2 separate regions of the Homo sapiens genome follow, and region 1 is linked to region 2. A link is an interaction called in ENCODE POLR2A ChIA-PET data of the cell type or tissue named here. Cell type or tissue: MCF 10A. All regions are shown on one strand. Links, peaks and the distances in the headings refer to the core of each region. The heading gives the core; the rest is flanking DNA. Region 1 holds the start of GNG10 (G protein subunit gamma 10). Region 2 overlaps SHOC1 (shortage in chiasmata 1).

Region 1 (11,685 bases), core at 2,130-10,129, 81 kb before region 2:
CCCAGGCTGGAGTACAATGGTGCGATCTTGGCTCACTGCAACCTCTACCTCCCGGTTTCAAGTGATTCCCTGCCTCAGCCTCCCAAGTAGTTGGGATTACAGGTGCCTGCCACTATGGCTGGCTAATTTTTTGTATTTTTAGTAGAGACAGGTTTCACCATGTTGGCCAGGCTAGTCTTGAACTCCTGACCTCAGGTGATCCTCCCGCCTCAGCCTCCCAAAGTGCTGGAATTACAGGTGTGAGCCACCGCGCCTGGCCTAGTAGTAAACTTTTTTTTTAGATGGAGTCTCACTCTGTCACCAGGCTGGAGTGCAGTGACAGGATCTCAGCTCACTGCAACCTCTGCCTCCTGGGTTCAAGTGATTCTCCTGCCTCAGCCTCCCGAGTAGCTGGGACTACAGGCACCTGCCACCACGCCCGGCTAATTTTTTGTATTTTTAGTAGAGACAGGGTTTCACCATGTTGGCCAGGATGGTCTGGATCTCCTGACCTCGTGATCCACCCACCTCGGCCTCCCCAAGTGTTGGGATTACAGGCGTGAGCCACTGCACCCGGCCAGTAGTAAACTGTTAATACCCAAACCTTGGAGATATTTTTCTTGAGTGGAGGCCAATTGCTAGGGTATCACTCAGCTAGTGTGAACCAGACTGCTGGCCACAAACTGAAAATAATGTGGCTTTTATTAGATAGTATAAATGGAATCTAGCTACTTTAAAACATTAAATCAAACCTGGTCTCTTTTGACTTAGAATTATACACTTGAAGCAAATAGATAAATGTTGGTATTGATACAAACTAGTTGTGTATGGATGAATTATAATTATTTATAAAATGTGATGTTAACATTTAAATATTGGCAAAGGCCAAATCTAGAACCTAATAACTAAATTAAATTTACTTCATAAAATTATTTCAGTAGAAACCTACATAATTAGTTGTAAACTTTAGCCTCTTAATTCTTTTTTAATTGATATATGATAGTTGTACATATTTCAGCTTTTTTTTTGGAGACAGCATCTCTTGCCCAGGCCGAGTGCAGTGGCTTGATCATGGCTCACTGCAGCCTTGACCTCCTGGGCTCACATGATCCTCCCACCTCAGCCTCCTGAGTAGCTGGGACTACAGGGACTCATGCCACTATGGCTGGCTAATTTTTTGATTTATTTTTATTTTTATTTTAGTCGGGGGTCTTACTATGTTGCTCAAGCTGATCTTGAACTCCTGAGCTCAAGGGATCCTCCTTTTAAAGTGCTGGGATTATAGGCATGAGCTACAGGGTCTGGCCTTAGCTTCGTAATTATTAAAGGATTTAGGATATCCTCAACAATTGTGTATGGAATGGATCATGTGGTCTCAGATCAGTGTCACAGATTCCTCCTTCCTGGTTTCATTCGGGGGTGGAGAAACTTCTGTCATCTGACAGTCTCTCCTTTATAACCTCACGAAGCACGACATAGTGGAATGACTCTGGCTTTATAACCGGATAGAACAAGGTTGACTGGGCAGGTTACTTTAACCTGTGAGCCTTGTTTTCTTTCATGTAAAGATACTATTTCAGACAGTTCTTAGACGATAACAAGGGTAAAATGCCTGGCATATATTAAGTGATCAGGAAATGTGAGTTATTTTGCCTTCAGAGGGAATAACAAAGAGTCTCATTTGTTAAAAAAAAAAAAAGCATGGTAACAGGAGTGTGTTTTGTGATGATTACAAACCCATTGTTTATTCTTTTAATACATATTTTAATCCCTTGTGCAAGGCACGGTGCTAGAGTGAAGGAGTGATGCTCCTTAGGGTTGGAATTGTGTATTTTAAAAAGCAGCTGCCTGCCCTGTTGCCACCAGTGTGCAAGGTGGAGCAGCCGAGATGACGACTCAGGAAAGAAAGAAAAACTTTCAGAGATGACAGAATGATCAGCAAGTTGCTAGTCTAAGGCCTACATTTAGTGAAGGGACATTTTCAATGTAGCAAACAGATATGCTTAGAATGGTTGCTCAAAAAGACATCTAATAGCCCTAAGTTCTGCCGTCTCCCAAAGTCTCAAAAGTACCTGTGAAAATCTCTCCAGAAAAGCCATTCTGAATCTACAAACCTGCTGGTGATTCTTTCAGCTCCTGATTCATTATTTCTGGGTTCTAAAAATAATGTAATAGGCAAAAAGAAGTAAAATAATTTTTATAGTACATGATACTGTGTCACATTAGATATAGTTATTAATGTGTTTTCCTACTCTTAATCATTTTGGAAACTATAGATGGTATATATTATTGTCATTTTGATATAACATTGGCAGAAATATCTTCCCATTATGTCATTATTTTTATGGAGAAGATTGACTCACAAACCCCTTTCCTGGAAGAATAATCCACTGTTAGTAGACAGGTGATAAAATACAAGTCAGAGGAGTGAAGAACTGTAGCTCCTAACAGGGAAACAAATGAAACATTTGTCATTACAAGGGTAATGACATTTCTAGAAAGTTTCTTGGAAATGAGATAAGTTTGTGCTTAACCAGGGAAAAAAATGTGTGACAAAATTTGAAAGATATTCTACTGGTTACCCATGCATTTTAGCTGTAGTGAGAAGGAAAGAAGGGTACTCTGTCTCCATCCCTCACCTTCCAGAGCTCTGGAAATCACAGCACATGTGGGAAAGGCCTCTGGTCCTCTAGGTAAACCTTGAGTTCTTTGTTTGAGACGGAGTCTTGTTCTGTCGCCCAGGCAGGAGTGCAGTGGCGCAGTCTCACTGCAACCCCCACCTCCCGGGTTCAAGCGATACTTGTGCCTCAGCCTCCCAGGAATCTGGGACTACAGGCATATGCCAGCACGCCCGGCTAATTTTTGTATTTTAAATTAGCCAGGCGTGGTAGAAACCCCGAAGAGACGGGGTTTCACCATGTTGGCCAGACTTGTCTTGAACTCCTGACCTCAAGTGATCTGCCCGCCTTGGCCTCCCAAAGTGCTGGGATTACAGGTGTGAGCCACCGCGTCTGGCCTGAATTCTCTTGAAAGCTAAAATGAAATTCTTTTCCCTGCTCCCACTTTCTGTGATACTGGGCAAGTCACTTCACTTTCCTTAGTGGATCTGTTTCCTCATCTCTGAAATTGTAGATGCGCCGCACTATCTGATGGTTCCCTTCAACTTTGAAGTTCCATGATGCAAAAATAATGGATGAGAAGTCTTGTGGGGAAAGTGTGGAGCATCACACAGATGGTCAGCCTTCCTCAAGTACAAGTGGCGCCCGGCCTGCTTATCCATGGATCACAGACCATTCCTCTTGAACGGTGCAAAGTAACACTGAGGTGGGCGGGGCAGTGGGTGTGTAGGGCATGAAGGAGGCAGACACAGCACACCCCTAGACTTTTCCTGCTACCTCGTGGCTGATACAGTATGACATGGCTGACGTGTGTCCCTTCATTGAGGGCAACTCCAAAGCCTTCATTTCTAATGATTTTGAGGTAATCTCATTATTTCAGCTGCCATTGCTGTGGAGACATCTTCACATTAACATCTTGGCTACTAAACATTTTCAGCAGCCTAAAGGCATGTAGCAATGCCATGGAAGTCACTTCGTTACTCCTAAACCAAACCCCACATTATTTTTTACTCATCTCAAGCCAAGTCTTGTTTCCTAATTTCTGTTTTGGCATTAGTTCTGGCCCACTCTCTGCTACAGAACCCTTTGTCCTCTTTTCTTTGCATTTCATAACCACCATGAAGTACCACTGATTTTGTCTTCTAAATTTGTTCCCCCTCATTCCTACTCTAACAGTCCTACCCAGGGCCTCATTCCAGCTACTCCCCCACCATCAGCCATTTATCTTCTCAACTTCAGTTCATTTTGCACATTCATCTCAGATTAATATTCCCAAAATGCCTTACCCTGTGGCTATCCCACTGTTTACCATAAACTTTTGTGTGTATGTGAGGTTTTCTATGACTTCTGGCCCTAGCAACTTTGTATCTGCTATTAGTCACTAGAGCTTCCTCTATTTTTAAATTTATTCACTCTACATGTGTGCATCGCCTCCAGCTGTCCTCCATACTGGACTGTTCTTCCTTCTGAGCCATCTGCAAGACACGTATCTCCAAAGTCCAGCTCTCACGATCTATGATGAGCCTTTCCTAATCCAGTATGTATATCTTTGCACTGAGTTCTTTGCCATATCTTTTAAATATGAAATCATTCTATTTTGTCCTATTCATCAGTCTCAGAATTGATTGTTGAATGTTCCCAACATGTACTTTCATCTCTTTACTAAGATATATATTAATTTCTTTGTGGTGAGGAAATTGGCCACTAGAGAGGGCTTTCAAATGTGCAAGTCTCCCTTTGGCCCAGGCACAGCTAATCTGAGCACGTCAATGCCACACATCCTTGCCTTCAAAGAGTAATTGGGCCAGGGGTGGGCCCATGACTTAATACCAGCCAGTGAGGTTCATTATGGGGATTTTTGCTGGAACGATTAGAAAGAAAAGAGGTACTATTTTTCCTGGGTTTGCTAGATGGGGACAGTGAAAGTGTGGTGCCTTCCTTCATACCACTAGAGAAGTCCATCTACCACCAAGGAAAATGAGGCTAATCTCAGGAAAAGCAGAATCAAAACAAGGAGGATGAGAGCCCCAAAATTATTATTTGGGTAATTGAATTCACTAGTTTAAAGTCCCTGGACTTTTCAGTTACACAAGCCAATATATTACCTTTTGCAATATTCAGTTTAAGTGAGTTCTGACAAATACAATGGTGTACAAGAATAATGACGTATTAATGATACATGGAAAAAAGCAACACAAAAATTTTAAATATAGTAACGATCCCAGTTTTGTAAAACACTTATTAAAAAATGCAGTAGGCCTATAATGCCAGCACTTTGGGAGGCTGAGGTGGGAGGATCACCTGAGCCCAGGAGTTCAACACCAGCCTGGCCAACATCGTGAAACCCCGTCTCTACTAAAAATACAAAAATTAGCCGGGCGTGGTGGTGTGTGTCTGTAGTCCCAGCTACTCAGGAGGCTGAGGCAGGAGGATCACCTGAGCCCACGAGGTGGAGGCTACAAGGAGCTGTGATCACGCCACTGCACTCCACCCCGGGTGACAGAGCAAGACCCTGTCTCAAAAAAAAAAAAAAAAAAAAAAAAAGCAGCAGAATAGAAACAATGATGACAGTTAAATGGTGAGATGAGAGTGAGAAACGCTGAATTTAATTTTATTCTGTATGTTTCACAAAGATGTCAGGGTCTGGGATTTTATCCAATTTACCATACTCCACCAAATCAACTGGTAGGATCTCCGTGAAACAGTAACAGGGTCATTTAGAAACCTGTTGCTGCCTCATGAAAATCCTATGAACTCTCCTTGGTTCCCCGGTGATACTGTCTGGCAAGGCCCCTTATCTCTCCAACTCATGTCACACCTTGGCTCCAGTTCTCATTTCTCAGGGGTGCGTGTTTGCTGCCGCCCACTCCATCCTCGCGTCCCACGCCCTCGCGATTCCTGCTCATCCTAGGGGCGCCAGCTTCGCTGGAGGACGCCGCGCTCTGCGGGTCCCCGCCTCGGTTCCAGGCCCAGCTGCAGGTGCCACCCAGGTTTCAGGCGCTGAGGAGCGGAGAGCACTGCCAGCTCGCTGGGGTCCCCGCTGTCTCTGGCAAGCGGCTCCGCGCCGGGTGGGCTGGGGCGGCGGGGCGGGCGCAGCTGCTTCCCCGCCCCGGGGCGGCACCCGCGCTCGGGGCTGGCGGCTCCTCCCCGCCCGGCCGGGCCCAGCAGCCCCTAGGAGCCCAGCGCCGCCGCCATGTCCTCCGGGGCTAGCGCGAGCGCCCTGCAGCGCTTGGTAGAGCAGCTCAAGTTGGAGGCTGGCGTGGAGAGGATCAAGGTGCGGGCCCCGGGTACCCACGCTCCGGTCCTTCCGCCCGCGGGGCGTGAGAAGAGGAGGCCGGCGGCCCGGACCGGGCGCCAGCGGGGGACTCGGTGGCGGCGGCGAGGCCTCGGCGGGGCGCGGGGGCGGTGGGGTCCGCGGTGAGGGAGGGCGCGGGGCAAGCCGGGGGCCCGGGCCTGACGGGAGGAAGCCGCGCCTGGGGGGCCCCGCGGTCGTGGTCGGTCCCGGTCCCTGGGGGTGCGCCCACTCCAGAAGGCGGCCGTGGTCAGTTCCTCGGAGGGCGCAAGGGATGCCGGCGACGCGCGGGCCGGGAGGGTGGACCCAGGGCTGGGGAGGCCACCGCAGGGCGGCGAATTGGTGATGGATTGGTAGGATGAGAGCGAGAGGGAGGAGAGCCAGGATGCTCGGGTTTCTGTCGTCGTGACAGGGTGGACGGCGCTGCCACCCGCCGAGGTAGAGAGGAGGGGGAACAGGTTTGGGGAAATGATGAGTTCGGCTGCGGACCTGGGGACTCCGGGGAGTCATCCGGGAGGTATTTGTCCTCATGGCCTGAAGCTCAGCGCCCAGGGCTGAAAGAGGTCATTCAAGTGCATTGGGGCGAAAAAGCCTCTTCTATGAAGAGCAGAGCTCAGAGCCTGGGACCCGGGGACCAGCCACACCGATGGCCGGTGGCCGAGAGAAGAGGAAATAAGAGACAGCAAGGTTTCCGAGCAAGGCCTAGAGAAGAGGAAATAAGAGACAGCAAGGTTTCCGAGCAAGGAAGTAGGGATTTCCAAAAACTGGGGGCTCAGTCAACATGTCCAGCGTTTAGTCAGTTGGCTAAAAGGCGTCTGTTGTAGAGCTGTGTTTAGCTACGAGTGCAGCATTATTTGCAGAAGATCTGTAAGAAGGAACACAACCAGGATAGTCCCTGTGCCTCAGTTTCTCCTTTGCTGTGTGCCTGGCACTGCTACAGGGAATAGGGTGGTTCTGGAGGGGAAGGTAAACAGCAACTTAACGGATACATAGCATCGCTTCATGTACTAAGTGGAGTGAAGATAATAAACAGGGTAAAGGGAGAGAGGGCTGTGGAATGCAGAGGTCTGGTGGCTTATGTGTTAGTAAAAGCAGAATCTGGACTGTCATAGGGTAGGCAGACGTTTTTTCTTTTTAAAGAAACCTAGTTTTAAAGAGGAAATAACGTGTTTTTTTAACTTAGGAAATGAAAAGCCATGTTTTAGGGTTGAGAGGAAGTAACAAATTATATTTTTAGGTTCCAGGGAAGAAACAAATGGAAGCCAATTGCTGGTAGAGGAGACAGGGCTACGGGGGGGTGGGGGATTGGTGGCACAGCTTCTGAGACAGGAAGAAAGAAGGTAAGGGTGTGTGTAAAGATAAGTTTCTAGATATGGGCTAAACTTGTATGGTGACACTTTTCTTTGTGAAATAGGAGGCCAGGTTTTCTTCTAAGGCAGAGGAAAGGGGACTAAGGGAGTGGCCCCTGAGCAGGCACGCAGATGCGCTGTGACTGAAGACCCAGCTGCTGTGACAAGGGAGACTGCTGGTCATATTTGTGATTTTTTTTTTTTCCTGCAGCAATCTTTACCATCCTGGAATGTGAGTGCTGAAGGTGAACGGTAGTTGAAAGAGGAGTAAGTTAGCAGGGGAGGTATGCCAGAAAGGTGGAGGTGGGGCCGGAGGGCAAGGCGTGTGAAGGTCTGGCCAGAAAGAGGCTGAGCCTAGATGGATAGAGAAGGAATGCAGCCAGCCTCCTGGTGATAGGTGAGACAGAAGGGGAGGAGGTGATGCCTGGTGATCTCGGTGAGGTCAGAGCAGAATAAAGGAAGAATAAAGGAGGCAGCACCCTGGATGGGAAGGAGAGATTGTGATCAGAGAGTAGGATACTGGAGTGTAAAATTTCAGAAGTGGAGCAGTTACAGGTGTTGTAACTGTATCTGTTGGCATTGAGGAGAAGGCTGTTTGAGGGGAAGAAGTCAGGGAACTGAAATGAGGGTTGTTGGAAATTCACAAAGACAATGTGGGGACATGAGGTAGAAAGGAAAACTGTGAGCCAGTCAGATGCCTGTCTACCCGCCAAGTAGCTAAGAAAGAGGAAAGATATTCTTTTTTTTTTTTTTTTGAGATGGAGTTTCATTCTTGTTGCCCAGGTTGGAGTGCAATGGCATGATCTCAGCTCACTGCAACCTCTGCCTCCCAGGTTCAAGCGATTCTCCTGCCTCAGCCTCCCGAGTAGCTGGGATTACGGGCACCTGCCACCACGTCCACTAATTGGCTTTTTTTTTTTTTTTGTATTTTTAGTAGAGATGGAGTTTCACCATATTGGCCAGGCTGGTATCGATCTCCTGACCTCAGGTGATCCTCCCGCCTCAAGCTCCCAAAGTGCTGGGATTACAGGCATGAGCCATGGCACCTGGCCGGAAAGATGTGCTTATCTACCTTTTAAAAATGATGATGAAACTGAGAGCCATATAATTCAGGTGAATTGCCTGAGCTCGCAGTAAGCTTATTTACAAATAGGATAATAAGCCTATTTAAGAGGTGCGCTCATGGAAGTATGATCTGGGGTACTTGGCAGGGCTTCCCTCAGACAATACCTTAGAGAGTCACAACCATTCCAGGGTCTGGTCTACCTCACATCCTCATTCATTGTTGGATGTGCTTAGCATAGCCAGAGGTGTCTTCTCTTTGACAGACTTGCTATCTGAAAAATAAACCAGGACACCAATTTTCTAGCATATAATAGAGGACATCCCTTCCCAGCTATAGGAATGCTTGGTATCCTTCCAAGAACTCCTCCTTTAGAGGAGCCTCACAGAAGTTGCTGGGTAAACATGGGCTCAAACCAAGGAAAGTCAGGTAACCTGGGTGGAGGTTATCCCACCACCAATGGCAGGGGACAGCTTGCAAGTATTTGGGCTTATAGTCTCCCAGCCCACAGCCTCTCTCCCTTGCTAGTGTTAGAGAGATGCTGATCACGTTTACTCTTCTCTTATTTTCTCTGCGTATCCCCTTACCTTAACTTTTTGACCATGTTCTTGAGCCTAGAGTTCAGTTAGTCTCATTTCTCCAGGAGTCCTGGAGACAGTGTCCTTCCACCTACCATGTGTGGAGTTTACCTGCCACCCCAATGCAAAGATAGTAAGCCTGAGCATAATTGATTCTCGATTTCTTTTGAATTAATAACTGGTATATATAACCATTAATTCCAATTATAATTCACATGAAAATGTCAGAGCTTCTATTGAGAGCAAAAGCAAACTTTAGCATTAGCCTGGTAATATTATATTATGGTTTTATATTCATATAATATGGAGTAAACTGTCATTACATTAATGCAACCAAAATTCCTGGAGCTGTCCAGAAACTTGGTAGCAATTGTAACATAAACAGTTAATTTTCCAGTTATTTGGAGGCTTGGAAAATTAACACAAACTAGTAGTAATACCTGAACAGCAATTGGAACCATTTTTGTACAATATGGGTGAATTGTATTCAAAATGCCTTTTAATGCAAAAAAAAAAAGTACAATGAGGAAAACCTCCAAGTAGAAATATGCATCAAATGGAAGATAAGAAAAGGGATAATGATATTGTATCAGTTAGTTTTTGCTGCCTGACAAACCACCCCAAAATTTAGTGGCTTAAAAGATTTATACTCACAGTTCTTAGATGGACAATTTGAGCTAGGTTCAGGTGTACAGTTCTGCTGATCTTCTGGGCTCTCCCATGCATCTGCAATCAGATAGAGTGTTAACTGGTGTTGGCTGGTGTCTGGGTGATTGAGAATGGCCTCACTCACAGGTCTGCAGGTTGATAGGCAGGTGCTGGTTGTAGCTTACCAGTTCTCCTCTACAAGACCTCCAGGAGGCTATCTTGGGCTCCTTCAGATGGTTGTCTTACAGTTCCACCTGCACCAAGAGAGATAGGTGCAGAGACTCTTGAGGACTAGCTTGGAACTTGCCCTTTATTTCTACCACATTCTACTGGTCAAAGTCAGCCCAGATTCTTTTCTTTTTTTGTTTTTTTGAGACGGAGTTTTGCTCTTGTCACCCAGCTTGGAGTGCAATGGTGCGATCTCGGCTCACTGAAACCTCCGCCTCCTGGGTTCAAGCGATTCTCCTGCCTCAACCTCCTGAGTAGCTGGGATTACAGGTGCACGCCACCACACCCGGTTAATTTTTTTTTTTTTTTTTTTTTTAGTAGAGACAGGGTTTCACCATGTTGGTCAGGCTGGTCTCGAACTCCTGACCTCGTGATCTGCCCCCGCTTGGGCTCCCAAAGTGCTGGGATTACAGGTGTGAGCCACTGCGCCCAGCCACAGTCAGCCCAGATTCAAGGGGTGCGTCAATAGACTCTACCTCTTCGTGGAAGGAGCTGCAAACTATTGTGATCACGTTTGCAGTCTACCACAAATGTATTGCTATATGTTAGCGCTATTCTAATAGCTTTATATGTGTGAACTCACTTAATTGTTACAGCAACCCAGAGAGGTGAGTTACTATTTCTAATTATTTCTCAGATGAGGAAGCAGCTACTGAGACGTTGAGTAACTTGCCCAAGGTTATATAGGTAGTGGCAGAGCTGAATTTGAGTCCACGCAGTCTGGTTCCAGAGGCTATACTCCCAAATAATAAGCTATACCGCCTCAAAAGCAAGGCGGAAGAACTTTATCACTTGTTTGGAGCAGACTGAATAAGGCTTCAGACTTGTAAACATTAAGACAATTTGCTCATTTGGCAAACTTGGATATATTGATGCATGTTTTATATAAGTAAAAATTTGTAAAGGGAATGCTAGAATGAGCTATTTCTTTACCCGTTCAGTCTCAAAACTAGATTTCTAAATGGATCAAAGATACAGCTTTTTCTTGTCTTCGTTGAATAAGCAACTAAACCAAAAAATATCTAAATTGACGTTCATGGAAATTGTAACCTTTTCTCTTTGTAGTTCAAGTATTAGAACTTTCAGCAGAAAGAGACTTTTGGAGGTCACAAAAAGTTGATATTTACCAAGTTGGATGATCGTTTTCAGAATATCCTTGACTGCCGGGTGGCTTGGCTGTGAGCAGGGTGCCATGTTGCTGTCCCTTTGTTTCAGGTCTCTCAGGCAGCTGCAGAGCTTCAACAGTACTGTATGCAGAATGCCTGCAAGGATGCCCTGCTGGTGGGTGTTCCAGCTGGAAGTAACCCCTTCCGGGAGCCTAGATCCTGTGCTTTACTCTGAAGACTCGTGAGTAATGATACACCATGATGTCTTGGGCCCATAGCATTATCACAGGGCTTCCCAAAGGACTTGAGCAACTGAGTTTTGAATGTCTCCTATTCTTGGGGAAATTAAAACAAGAGCCAGCAAAATGCACAACTTTCCCTGAAGTGTGATTCTAGTGTATATTTACCTTGCCTGTAGAATACATCTAATCAGGACAGTCTGAAGTCTCTCTGGCACTAAGTCATGAGATGCCAACATCCTTCTGTACTTGAGCTCTTTGAGTTGGCTGGTAGTAATTTCTTCCTTTCTTTCTTTCTTTTTTTTGAGACAGTCTCGCTCTGTCACCCAGGCTGGAGTACAGTGGCATGATCTTGGCTCACTGCAACCTCCATCTCCCAGGTTCAAGCAATTCTCTTGTCTCAGCCTCCCGAGTAGCTGGGACTACAGGTGCCTGCCACCACGCCCGGCTAATGTTTGTATTTTTAATAGAGATGGGGTTTCACCATATTGGTCAGGCTGGTCTCGAACTCCTGACCTCAGGTGATCCACCCGCCTCGGCCTCCTAAAGTGCTGGGATTACAGGTGTGAGCCACCACACCTGGCC
Region 2 (8,000 bases), core at 1-8,000:
GGAGGAACTGAAGTAGCACAACTACCTAATATTATTATCTGCATTATAAACATCAACCTGAAATTAGGATTATAAATTTTGAAACTCTAATTTTGGAATGGTGCTTTTATAATGACAGTAATATTAAGAAGAAATTAAAACTTAAAAATACTAATATTAATAATAGTAATTACAAGTTACTAAAAAACATCTGGCACTATGCTAAGTGCTTTCTTTACATGCATTATTCTTAATTAATCCCTAAATAATTCTATAAAATAGGTATAATTTTTAATAGTTTTATTAAAGTATAACTGACATGCAATAAACTACACATATTTAGAGTGAAAAGTCTCATAAGTTTTGACATATTTATACATTCATGAATCCATTACCACAATCAAGGTAATGAACATATCCATTCCCTCCGAAGTTTTGTATCCCTCCTGCCTCTTTATACCTCCCTTCTAATCTTCCTCATCCCCCAACCCCTGTCCCACTGTTCTGCTTCCTGACACTATAAACTACATTTTCTAGAATTTTATATAAATGGAATTATACCATATGAATTTTTTGTGGTTTCTGTCATTCTGCATAATTATTTTGAGATCATCTGTGTTGTGTATATCAACAGTCCATTCCTTTTTTTCAGGTAGAAATAATTGTAGATTCACATGCAGTTGCAAGAAATAATACAAGACGTCTTGTTCCCCCCTTTTTTTGCTTTAAAAGTATATTATACTATGTAACTGATAATTTCAATATATGATCTGATTTTGATGTCTAATGTTTCTGCTGTATCTCACTGATCATGCCAATATATTTTGTGATTGTTGTCTATTAGCATGTGTTTCTTTCAACTTTGTGGAAGGTCTTTGAAGCACGAGTTGAAGTACATTCTTCCAGAAAAAAAATTTATTTTCCTCTAGAAAGGATTTACTTTTGTCTCTATGTGTTTGGGAGGCACTGTCAACCTGGGACCACTTTAAATTAAATCACCACTATTTTTAAAAGTATATAGGTGGTTTGAATTCAGACTGCAACCAGGCATGATGGCTGCCTTCTGGTTAGCAGTACTTAAGAGAAATTTTTTTTCTTTTCCTCTCTTCCAGCTCCAAGGTAGAAATATGCAAATTTATTCGGAGTTCCCTTCTATATATGGTGGTTTACTTTTGTATGCTCTTATTTTGATGGTAGTTTGTTGAATTCCCAGTTTTATGTAGGGGTCCCCTATCAGACCCTCCACGTAGGATATTTCTTGACTCTACACTACATGTCGACCTCAAAACAGAAGTTCAAAGTCTCCAAGGTTTAATAGAAAGCTTGGAGTGAAAGCCAGCTTTGGTGCTTACTTGCTTCCCAGGATTCCTGTTTTCACTTTGTTTTTGGCCTCCAAATGCAACTCAGTGATTCATTTAAAAATTTTTTAAAACAATACCTTATCCAAAGTTCCATTTCCGTGATGGAATAGTTCAGACACAGACAAGAGTTTAACTTACTCAGATAAATTTTGAATATACATGTGAAATGTATAACCTCAAAATTATTTTGTTAAACTATAAACAAGTTTTGCTAAAATGTTATTTATTTATTTTTGAGATGGAGTCTCACCATGTTGCTCAGGCTGGAGTGCAGTGGTGATCTCAGCTCTTGCAACTTCCACCTCCCTGGTTCGAGCGATTCTCCTGCCTCAGCCTCCAGAGTAGCTGGGACTACAGGCGTGCACCACCATGCTCAGCTAATTTTTGTATTTTTAGTAGAGAGGGGGTTTCAACATGTTGGCCAGACTGGTCTCGAACTCCTGGCCTCAAATGATCCGCCCGGGTCGGCCTCCCAAAGTGCTGGGATTACAAGTGTGAGCCACGGTGCCCGGCCATTTTTTTTGTTTTGTTTGTTTGTTCGTTTGTTTGAGACAGAGACTTGCTCCTTCACGTAGGCTGGAGCGCAATGGCGCCATCTCGGCTCACTGCAACCTCCGCCTCCCAGGTTTTCAAGTGATTCTTGGGCCTCAGCCTACCGACTAGCTGGGACTAAAGGTGCGCTCCGACACTCCCGGCTAATTTCCGGCCGTTGTTAAAATGTTTTTAAACGTCTTTTTTGGAAAGCTTGGGCAACTAAAACTTTTAACATTAGATGAGATTTTTTTTTATTTTTATTTTTTTTTACAAACAACTCACAACTTTGGAAATACAAATTACTTGTATGGGACAGTTTTATGTACTACTTGTATTTCATTTCTTTTCTTTTCCTTCTCCCATGTATAGGAATTACCCAGAAAATCAGCAAGATCCGGATCTTGTCATATACTTCTGCACCTAGCATAATGAACCTTATGGAAGATATCTTGGTATTTTAGCTTTAGGCGAAGTTATATATTCTGTTAAGAAATGGTCAAAGAAAAAGGATATCCCACATTTCTACTCGTTGTACCTTTTTACCTATACTTTCTATTTATCACTTAAAGGCAATTAATCTTTACCTGTAAGCAAAAATGGGTTCAAAGGGCTTCTACATCTTTCTAATTGCCACATCATGTAGTATTCATTAGCTGATTCTTCAGCAGTAAGCAAATTACTGAAAAAAAGAGTTAAAGTTTAATACATTAATAATATTGAGTCTTTTGTATAATAAAATTTTATTTTATTTTATTTTTTTGAGGCAGAGTCTCGCTCTGTCGCCCAGGCTGGGGTACAGTGGCACTATCTTGGCTCACTGCAACCTCCGCCCCAGATTCAAGCGATTTTCCTGTCTCAGGCTCCCGAGCAGCTGGGATTACAGGCGTCTGCCACCATGCCTGACTAATTTTTGTATTTTTAGTAGAGGCGGGGTTTCACCATGTGGGCCAGGCTGGTCTCCAGCTCCTGACCTCAAGTAATCCGCCCACCTTGGCCTCCCAAAGTGCTGGGATTACAGGTGTGAGCCACCGCGCCTGGCCCAAAATTTTATTTTTAAAAAGTATTTTTAAAGTACTTTTACACTCAAAATCAAGTGAAAAATTGACTTTATAAATGTGTAAACTGCAGTCGAGTTCTACAGACCAAATATCAAACACAGTACTCACTTCCTCCATCCTTGGGAAAGTTTGGTAATTTGTAAACTCAATTGTTCCTACTTGACTGTAAATTACTCCCACCTCTACCTCCCTCAATGGAACCTGGAGCCAGAGAGGGCTGACTTGGGAGAGTTTTAGCACTTCCCTCCATAAACTATGCTAGCGTCAACCTTATACGCCACCAAAAATAAAAATACAATCTAAGTAAAATTACCATGCTTACCATGCACATAGCAACCTCAACAAAAATTTTTATAAAATTGCTGTCCCCAAGTCCATTCCATATAGAAATTCTGGATCCTCTACTGGCTGAGGATCAGAACTGTGAAAAAGTCCTTCTCTGGAGATGGCAGAGTCCTAAAGTTTAGTTCAAGACCTTCAATCTTGGTGGGTTTGTGAGTGAGTGATGTGTGTCTGTGTATGTGTGTTTAGGGGTACTCGGGGGGAGAAGGGAGAAAATAAGCATGTCAATCAGTGTAAATTACAGCTCATCTGTAGCTATGATGCTACTAGCCTTCGTAGGGGAAAGACTATTAATTCATAAACCCCTTAATCTGTGTCCCAAGCTCCCTGCTACCCTGAGTGAGAACTGATTGTATTCTGTTTCTCTGTTCATATGGAACATATATGAGCATGCTAATTATAAGTATTGCCAGTTAAATTGACAGTCTAGGGCAGTGGAAAGCTAGGTTTTATGTCTAAGGCATCCAGTTTACCCACATAATCCAAAAATCTGGTCATGTGATAGAAAATTTGAGAATCTAGACAATTCCTGAATCTTACCAAGGTTTCTTTGACAACACCTCAGATTGTAAGCAACTATTTTAAAGTGAAAGGAACGTGTTATATTTAGCAGGCCATGTCCAATATAGACACACATTTTCACTCTTAACGGAGCTTTCTGAAGGCATGTCTGAATCTGATACATTGTTCATAAAAATATATTCACAAGTCAGCAGTCAGTTAGTAGCTTAATAAAATCTTATGCCATACAGACTTTTCTTTTTTAGCCCATAAAATCTAGCATAGAATCTTATATGTGGTAGGCACTAAAAATATTGTTAACTGGGTATTATTTTCAGCCAAAATGTTGTGCTCTGAAATAAAAATAATTGGGACCATAAAAATAAGTTAAAGCTACAATAACATTCTTTGTTATTTTTCCTTCTTTTTTTCAAAAAAATTTTAACACCTTTTCTCCTTGTTTTTAGTTTTACAGTTGAGATATACAGTAGTTCCCCCTTATCCATGAGTTCACTATACTCGGTTTCATTTATCTGTGTTCAACTGCAGTCCAAACTATTAAACAGAATATTCCATAAACAATTCATAAGTTTTAAATTGCACTGTTGCGAGCAGTGTGATGAAATTTCATGCCATCCTACACCATCTCGCCCAGGATGTGAATCATCCCTTTGCCCAGCATATCCACACTATATGTACTCACTACCTGCCCATTAGTCACTTAGTAGCATTCTCAGTTATCAGATCAGCTGTTGCAGAATCACAGTGCTTGTGTTCAAGTAACCCCTTCTGTATTTAATAATGACTCCAAAGCACAAGAGTAATGAGGATGGTATTTGTTATGGTCGTTCTATTTTACTATTTTACTATAGTTATTGCTGTTAATGTCTTACTATGGCTAATTTATAAATTAAACTTTATCATAGGTATGAATATATGAGAAAAAACAGTATATATAGGGTTCAATAACATTCGCAGTTTCAGGCATCCATTTAAGGTCTTGGAATTTATTCTCCCGGCATAAAGGGGGACTACTGTAAACTCATTTTTAAAATATGGATTTTTAAGCTTTTACAGTTGCCAAACAAATGGAAGTGATTTATCTCTTGCTGGTAAATGTAGTAGTGAGGGGAAAACTTCTTTCAGTTGTTTCAAATGGCTCTAAAACCATTAGCTAATTTGAAAGCCTTTTTTTTCTAACTTTGCCAAATCGTAAGTCATTAGTTAAGATTTGTTTCATAAATTCTTATTAGATATTTGAGTTATAACAATAGACATATAACTTGTGATTAAAAAGAGCTTATTATGGTTTAAATACTTCTAAAATCAAACTGAAATTAAAGATCATACTAATTTCTGCTAGTTTCTGTTTCTAAAAATGCCAGTCTGTCATAACAGATGGATTAGGGTGTATGGACTAAATAAAAGAGTAAAAGGGCACTAACAAAAACAGTATATGTCCTGCAAATAAATATCTTGTACCTTATCAAGAGAACTAAAAGTATTTAAACAAAGTGTATGTAGTTTCCATACTTGTCCTATGCTCTTTTTAGGGCTCATATCTGATATGGACAATTCTTAGTTCATGATAGAACTCTGTATAGCACAAATTTACTCTAGAAATGTAAATAATTCTTAGCCAGAAGATAAAGATATATTTAGGGCCCTCAGTCTTATGCTTTGACACTTTCCTGAGACCATTAATAGAAGCCTAAGCAGCCAGTGATGAATTATACAGCCTTGACTCCAGCTGGTCCCAGTAATCCAAATAGCACTCTCCTCTGGCAGATCAGCTAATTATAACAAGAATTCAAACCTAACACACACAGTTCCCACAGTTTCCAGTCCTGGAATAATTCATTAGAGACTTGTAGACTTTACTGTCATCTTCCTGAAAATATGTTATTTTAGGACACATTAAGTTCTAGGTTTACAGTAGACTAATTGTACTGGTTATGTTCCCAATTTTTTAACTGGCGTAAGAAGCAGAGGAATGGAATGGCTTTATTCCAGGATAGCAGACTAATCAATCTTAGAAAACATTAAGCTACATGTGTGCTGCATGGTTTAAGACAGCAATGAAAGCTATCTCAGACTCTATCAAAGGGCAAGGATGCTGGGCTATTAAGCTATGCAGTTTTGGCTCAAACTAGAATATAATGACCTAGCCCTGCAGTATCAATTCTACAATTTCAGACTATTCTGTGCAATAATGATGGGGTATTGAACAAGTTTACGAATCAAGCCTTGGTTCTGTATGTCTGGTCCACCCATTACTGAGACCACATTGACAAGAGGTGAACAAGGTCAGTGGCTGTCCTCTGTTAGAGATAGGACATCCATAAGAGAGCAAGGACTCTTGCACTCTTAATGGGAATAAACTGATAGCCAAATCTATTGATCAACGATTGTCCACACTGCTCTGTGATCTTTGGCTACTTCTGGCCACAGACCTATGACAAATCTTTTAGTAGACCTCTTAACAACCTTATAGATACTATTATTATCCCAGTATTGTAGATTTAAAAAACCTGAGGCACAGAACAATTAAGGTTGCAGTTAGAAAGTGATAGAGCTAGGCAATCTGGCTCTAGTTCAGAGCTTCTAACCACTTATTATGGGCTGAATTGTGTCCCCACAAAATTCTTATGTTGAAGACCTAATCCTCAGTACCTCAGAATGTGACTGTATTTGGAGACAAGGTCTTTAAAGAGGTAATTAAGTTAAACAGGGCCATTAATACAATGTGACTGGTATCCTTATAAGAACAGGAGATTGGGGTATAGACAATGATAGAGGAAAGAATATATGAAGGCAAAGGGACATCTATAAGCCAAGGAGGGAGGTCTTAGAATGAAACCAACCCGGCTGACACTTGGTTCTTTCACTTCTCACCTCCAGAACTGTGAAGGAATAAATTTCTATTGTTTAAGTCATCTAATCTGTGGTATTTGTTAGGGCAGCCCTAGCAAACTAATACACCACTACATTGCCTTTCATGGCAGTGACTGCCAGTAGAGACAGTGCCATTAGCAAGTGTCCAGTGGCAATGTCCTAAGCATACTATTCCAATGCCAGGATCTTCAAAATTTTTTAAGTTATTTATTTTTAATGATAATATATTCACATTAAAAATACTGAAATGTATAAAAGCCATACTGTGAAAAATCTCCTACACACATTGCTAGGTTACCTAGTTCTTTTCTGGATACAAGCAATATTACTTGTTTCTTGGGTGCCCTTCTAAAGATACTCTTTGCATATAAAACCAAATATATACATAAATTTATATATTCCTTTTAGTTACTTATTACAGACACTGTACTAGCTCTTAAATTTTTTCATAGAGGTATCTTGGAAATTGCTTTTATATGGAGAGATTTAAATAAAGACTGCTTGTTCTGAATTGCAACATGGGTTCTAGATATAATCTTTACTTACATTTTACAAACCGGAGATAATGGAAATGTCTGAAGTTCTGTACGTAATGAATTCACTGAAGAATGTTGGCATGTTAGGAATAGAGGAGTTAGTGGCATTTCTAACTCTCCTGGAATATATGAAAATTAAAGTTATGTAAACATTGAATAATATTAAGTAGGCTAGGCGTGGTGGCTCACACCTGTAATTCTAACACTTTGGGAGGCTGAGGTAGGAGGATCACTTGAGTCCAGGAGTTTAAGACCTGGGCAACATGGCAAGATCAGTCTCTACAAAAAGTACAAAATTAGCCAGCAGTGGTGGCACATGCTTGTAGTCCTAGCTACCTGGGAAGCTGAGCTGGAATGATTGCTTGAGCCCAGGAATTTGAGATTGCAATGAGCTGTGATTGTGTCACTGTACTCCAACCTGGGCAACAGAGCAAGCCTTTGTCTCTAAAAAAAATAAATAAATAAAAATTAAGTATAATTTAGAACATTTTGTAAGCAACTATTATGTTTGGTCATCTGTTAAAACAAAAATATTTCAATAAAAAGAAATTTGAGTTGAGATATAAAATGTCTTAAATGTCTATCTATATAAGGAATTACATATATATAACATTGTGTCTCAATTACAACCGTGGTGATTTTTAAAACATACATTAATAGCTAAACTTTATTGAGTTTACTGTGTTTAACATAAATTCCAAGAGCTTTATATGTATTAAGGCTTTTGATTCTGACAGCTTGTGTTGTCAGTACTTAGGCAATAGAATTATTTTTATTTCCAAAGAAAGAAAAAA

What was found. Peaks named below come from ENCODE experiments on the same cell type or tissue, not always from the same donor. Only the 100,000 strongest peaks of a DNase experiment are listed, where the experiment ranks them.
Region 1: POLR2A ChIA-PET joins it to region 2 with 16 read pairs; 5 of 35 experiments call an interaction of 5 or more read pairs at or near these places.

Annotation. Positions count from the first base shown.
Region 1 is chr9:111,655,845-111,667,529 of GRCh38, forward strand. DNAJC25-GNG10 (DNAJC25-GNG10 readthrough) reads left to right here. Exons shown (of 3, transcript NM_004125.4): 2 at 10,971-11,102. The coding sequence ends at 11,096. It overlaps GNG10 (G protein subunit gamma 10), which reads left to right and starts at 5,761. Exons shown (of 3, transcript NM_001017998.4): 1 at 5,761-5,871; 2 at 10,971-11,102. The coding sequence starts at 5,791. The coding sequence ends at 11,096. RefSeq lists enhancers at 5,342-5,401, 6,472-6,571, 6,772-6,821 and silencers at 5,582-6,031, 6,062-6,181. In MCF 10A, for the core only: no CTCF peak of the experiment used is centred there; a DNase peak (open chromatin) is centred at 5,747.
Region 2 is chr9:111,739,018-111,747,017 of GRCh38, forward strand. SHOC1 (shortage in chiasmata 1) reads right to left here. Exons shown (of 28, transcript NM_001378211.1): 10 at 7,217-7,325; 11 at 2,459-2,553. Among named protein-coding and RNA genes, the nearest start is that of SHOC1, 52 kb to the right of the region's middle. In MCF 10A, for the core only: no CTCF peak of the experiment used is centred there; a DNase peak (open chromatin) is centred at 4,454.